Regions from separate parts of the Homo sapiens genome. Here region 2 is linked to region 1. The links are chromatin loops, found by intact Hi-C in ENCODE. Cell type or tissue: mammary epithelial cell. All regions are shown on one strand. Links, peaks and the distances in the headings refer to the core of each region. The heading gives the core; the rest is flanking DNA.

Evidence for each region. Peaks named below come from ENCODE experiments on the same cell type or tissue, not always from the same donor. Only the 100,000 strongest peaks of a DNase experiment are listed, where the experiment ranks them.
Region 2: a loop joins it to region 1, with 23 times the contacts of the local background. A loop is called at or near these places in 1 of 110 quality-filtered maps.

What each region holds. Positions count from the first base shown.
Region 1 is chr5:153,424,593-153,427,518 of GRCh38, forward strand. No RefSeq gene overlaps it. Among named protein-coding and RNA genes, the nearest start is that of GRIA1, 65 kb to the right of the region's middle. In mammary epithelial cell, for the core only: a CTCF peak has its summit at 1,527 (motif pointing left); no DNase peak of the experiment used is centred there.
Region 2 is chr5:153,157,318-153,160,243 of GRCh38, forward strand. No RefSeq gene overlaps it. Among named protein-coding and RNA genes, the nearest start is that of LINC01470, 190 kb to the left of the region's middle. In mammary epithelial cell, for the core only: a CTCF peak has its summit at 1,418; DNase peaks (open chromatin) are centred at 1,514 and 2,484; H3K27ac peaks cover 2,073 bases.

The DNA.
Region 1 (2,926 bases), core at 281-2,780:
ATAACTGAGTAGCCATATGCAGAAGATTGAAACTGGACCTTTTCCTTATACCATATACAAAAATTAACTCAAGATGGATTAAAGGCTTAAATGTAAAACCCAAAACTATAAAATCCCTGGGAAACAACCTAGGCAATACTATTCTGGACATAGGAAGGGGCAAAGATACTAAAAGCAATTGCAGCAAAAGCAAAAATTGACAACTGGGATCTAACTAAACAAAAGAGCTTCTGCACGGCAAAAGAACCAATCAACATAGTGAACAGACAATCTACAAAATGGGAAAAAATTTTTGCAGACTATGCAGATGACAAAAATCTAATATCTGGCTTCCACAAGGAATTTAAATTTGCAAGAAAAAAAACACCCCATAAAAGTGGGCAAAGAACATGAACAGACACTTTTCAAAAGAAGACATACAGGCAGCCAAGAATCATATGAAAAAAAAGCTCAACATCACTGATAATTACAGAAGTGCAAATCAAAACCACAGTGAGACACCATCTCACACCAGATAGAATGGCTACTATGAAAAGTCAAAAAATAGCAGATGCTGGTGAGGCTGTGGAGAAAAAGGAACACTTATGGTGGGAGTGAAATTAGTTCAAACATTGTGGAAGATGCTGTGGCAATTCCTCAAAGACCTAAAAACAGAACTATCATTTGACTCAGCAATCCCATTACTGAGTATATACCTGAAGAAATATAAATAATTATATCATAAAGATGCACGCACATGCATGTTTGTTGCAGCACTAGTCACGATAGCAAAGGCATGGAATTAACCTAAATGCCCATCAGTGGTAGACTGGATAAAGAAAATACGGTACAGATACACCATGGAATACTATGCAGTCATAAACAAGAATGAGATCATGTCCTTTGCAAGAACATGGATGGAGCTGGAGGCCATTATCCTTAGCAAACTAATATAAGAACAGAAAACCAAACACTGCATGTTCTCATTTATAAGTGGGAGCTAAATGATGAGACATATGGACACAGAGAGGTAAACAACACACACTGGGGCCTTTTGAAGGGTGGAGGGTGGGAGGAGGGAGAGGATTAGGAAAAATAACTAATGAGTACTAGGCTTAATACCTGGGTAACAAAATAATCTGTACAACAAACCTTCACAATACAAGTTTACCTATATAGCAAACCTGCACATGTACCCCTGAACTTAAAAGTTAAATAATAATAAAGAAGAAAGATCAGTACCAATAGTATGGAGTTGGAGGCAATAAGCAATCACAAGACATGTACAAAGTGTGCTCCTATTTATGTACATCTGTTCCTAAGTCCGAGGTTGTAAATCTGTGGGCTGTATCTGGCTTACAAATGTCTTATATGGCCTAGTAGCACTTCTAAAAATTTAGAATTCATTGCTAATATCTTAAAGTCAGAAGCTTTTATGAAAAAGTCTGAATTTGGTGCTAGGCTTAAGAAACTGAAGCATCTTAAACAATGCTGGGGGCTCTGCATTCCCAGGAAGCAGCAATTCCTGGGAGCAAGGTTGTGGCGCCCCCTACAGACAGGGCATGTACTTCAAACACCCCTGCTTAGCATATTTATACTACTTCTTGGTCATTCTAGGTATTTGGGTTCTGTATCTCCCTCCCTTGCCAGTGAAGGTGCACCAAGAACCTGGAAGTATGCACATTGAACTACTCACTTGAAGGAAAAGTGAGTTGTGAGGGTGGTGAGGGTGGAACTCTGGTGAGCAGTTTTCATGGTTCATTTTATAAACTTACATATTGTTTATCTTTTCTGGAAGGCACTATTGGTTGTATAAGATAAAATTGCAAATACTGGGGAGGAAAAATAGAATCTGTAGGCAGTATTTGGCCCACACCTAGGGGGATGGTTGTAGCTTGAGCTTTTGGGGATGCAGGTAGAACACGCTGCAAAGAGGAGATGCTCTTAGTAAAGGCTCTTACTCATGTTATTTCCTTTCCACCCTGTGACTCCACTTTACAACCCAGCCTCCAAGTTCATGGACACTGGGAAACACACAAAACGCTTTGCCCAGAAAACCTACAGAGTCCATATGGCTCTGTCTAATAACCCCAAAGGATCTCTCCTTTTCCCTAAGACAAATGCCCACAAAGTGCTCCTCTTAAGTTTCGAGAGGCCTCGAACTTTAATATCAGTTTTAGGAATTTAGGGATTATATAGGTGGAAAAAAAAAATTCTGAAAAACATCCTAGGTTGAGATTTGGGGGAAGAGAAGAAAGAGAGATGAAAAGAAATACAATTGTGACTTGCCTAACGGTTTTGACTTTCACTGAGTTTTCTATAGACCTCAGTTTCCACATCTGTAAAATAAGGGAGATGAATTAGATTCTTTTAACAACATTAAAGCTCTAAAATTGGGCTTTGGTTTCTGGATTGACCCATCTGGGAAATTACAAATGCAGTTCAAATGGCTTAATGTTGCCTGTCTTTCGTGAATGTTATAAGAGTTCTTATTTGAGGAGATGGACAGAGCTCTCAGAGAGTACCATCTTTCCAAAGATTGACTGAAGCTGTTATCACAGAGATTATTCCAATCAAGATGCATTCTCCTGGTCCGTTTGAATTCTGCAGCCAAGTAAAGTAATAAGACCTTGCATTTGTACAACAATTTTTTTCATTTCTAAAGTGCTATCCATTTCTGTCCTGAATTTTATACTTACATCAATACTATAATGTAGGCAAAGCAGGAATTTTAAAAATCACATTTGAACAATGGGAAATCTTGGACTTGAGTTGCTCTCAGGGAAGCAGCAATGACATACTTACTCAACAGGGTGATTTAGAGCTGACCCTGTCTCTAAGCTTAACTGTTAGAAGACTGGCTATGTGACTTTGGGCAAGTTGCTTAGGCTCCTGGAGTCTCAATTTCCTTATCTGTTCACTGGGGATAAATATTCACCTGCAAGAT
Region 2 (2,926 bases), core at 121-2,620, 270 kb before region 1:
TGAAGGAAACAAGCCAAAGTGAATGGTTAAATGGTGACATGTTGTAGAGGCAGTGCTTTGGTCAGTGTGGTCTAGGATGGTCTGTCTAACTGATGAGGTGTCATTTGAATAGACAACTGAATAAGAATGAACCTCACTGTGAAGATCTGGAGGGAAACTATTCTAGGTATTAACAGCAAGGTCAAAGGCCCTGAGCTCGGAGTTTTTAAGGATAGAAGAAAGTTTTGTATGGCTGGGATGTGGTAAATATGGAATAAAGATAAGAACTGTGATTGCAGAGGTTAACAGGAATCAGATGGTGCAAGATCTCGTAGGCCACATGGGTGTTTAGATTTTATTTTATGCATAAGGAGGCCATTACAAGCAGAAGTAACATTGTTTCATGTACATTATAAACAATCTCTCTGGCTGCACCTAGGTAAGGAAGAACTGGGGTACAACAGTGTCTCCAGGATGGCCAGGATATTGCTACAATAATCCAGGCAGAGCATGGTAGAGGCTTGAATGCCCAGTTTCCTCTCTGAAAGGAAATGAAGGGTCAATGCCTAAATAAACAGAAGAAAGTATCTGGATCTGTGGAAAACAGGCATGTGGATTCTGAGATCCGCATGAATCGACTCACCAAATTTGGTCACAAATCTAGTTGTATATGAGAAGTGGCAGATGGAGGTAGTAAGGATGAAAGGAATGTTTCCTGTGAGATACTGATAGTATAAGATATTGAACTTGAACATGAAAAATTAATCATAGAGTCTTTTTTCTTCAGTTCTATTGAGACAATTGACAAAATTTTATATATTTAAAGATGTGCAATGTGATGATTTGATATACAGGTACATTGTGAAATGATTAACCTAATAAAGCTAATTACTATATCCATCACCTTACATAGTTATCACCCTTTTTGTGTGTGTGGTGAGAATACTTAAGATCTGCCCGCTTAGCAGACTTCCAGTATTCCATATGCTATTATTACCTATAGTCACCATTCTGTACATTAGATCTCCAGAACCTATTCATTTTGTACCCTTTGACCCACATCTCATTACCCCATCCTCCAGCTTCTGGTAACCATTCCTCTACTTTTCATAGACTCTTGAAGTTAGAAGTCACCCTAGAAATTATGCCCAAACTTCCCATGGCATCACTGGAAAGACTGAGTCTCAGAGTGGTCTTCACTTGCCCAAGGTCACACAGTAAGGTGGTGCCAGAAACCAGCTCTCCCATCTGCCACCTAGGACTCTTTTTGGTGTGATCACCTTTAGGCATCAGAGTAAACCTATTTCAATATAAAACCTATGATGAGCCAGAGGAAGAACACACTTCTGGATGTTCCTTCATTCACTGTTCCTCTCCCCTTCCCATCATCCCTGAATCAGGCTGCTTTCTGCTCAGTTCCCTATTATTCCAGGGGGTGGGGACACACCCTGCCTCTTCCTGGGTGCTGCCACTGTGTTCAGGTGTTCTTTTAGAAAACATAATCACTACCCTTTGATGATGCAGATTGCATCCTTTCTCCACCCGCCTGCTTTTCCTTTTCCTGACTCACTGTTTCTGTCCTGTTGGGGGCTGAGCAAGGGTGAAGTGCTGCCATGGCCTCACCTCTGCCAGCTTCCTGCTTGCTGGAGCTTCCAAACAAACTCTGGATTTATCTAGGGTAGCAAGTGTTTCATCAGTGTGGTGCTAACAGGCTGCTATGGGATGGGATGGGAAGGCAGGGAGAAAGCAATCATGGACTGAGATGTAATATTCAAGATTACTGATCAAAATAATTTATCTCCTCTCCTCACAGCTGAGCCTTCCTTGGACAAAGAAATTCTCAAGTGCCCTCTGAGATTAAGAGATCTTCTTTATACATACATCATTTGATAGTTCTCAGCACTTTTCACGTAATCTGTGATTTTCTGACATCTGTATCCCACACCCCACCCTAAATAAATAACTTCTTCTCTGTTCTGTGGCATATTTTTTTTTGGTACAAACTTCAATTGTGTCATCACACTATTTTGAAATGATGTATTTGTCTTTCTTCCCTATTGGAATGTGAGTATTTCCAGTGTGGGCAGAAACTGTGCCTTCTTTGTCTTAATATCAACAGCCCCTAGAAGCGTGCCTGTCATATAATAGGTAGTACCAAATAAATGTGTGTTGATTTCCATGAGTTGTCCTTAGGAGTCCTCTAAGTCTTGTTACCCAAAATATGATCTAGAGACTCACAGTTTTAGCACCATCCAGAAGCTATTTAGAAATGCAGACTCTCATCCCCTGCCCCAGACCTAGAGATTCAGAATCTGCATTTTAACAAAATCCCCAGGGGCATTAATATATACATTAAAGTTTGAGAAGTACTGCATCTAAAACAGCTCCGTTTTGCAAAGGGAAAAAATTGAAGCCCAGAAACAGGAATGGACGTGTCCAAGTTTATTCAGCCTGTTGGTGGCAAAGCTGTGGGCAGAACCTAGTTCTTGCGTCTATGTCTAATGCTTTTGTCACTTCCCAGTCTGTCTCTCTGCTTTGCTATCCCCAGAGTCTGACTCATCCTCAGGAGGAATTTGTACAGACTTAAAAATGAGAGCTCAAAGGCCACAGAATAATTTTTTGTCATTTTAAAGCCTAGTATCCATTATCTCCCATAAACAGAGTCTACCTTGTGTAATTTGAGGAGCCACTGAGACACCCTTGCCTTGTCTTTCATCTCCATCTCATGCGGGGCCTAAAGTTTCACCATTATAAATCAAATATTTGGTCTTTAGAGGTAAATACCCTTGAGAGAGGAAATGAGTGAAAGGCTTGACAATTTCTACCTTAGTGGGAGATTATTGTATTCCTAGCTAAGAGGGAGCAGGTGCTGAGTCTAAGAATATAGGCTTAGGAATTTGATTGAACCAGGCACCCCTGGGTGACCTTGGTCAACACAGTAGTCACC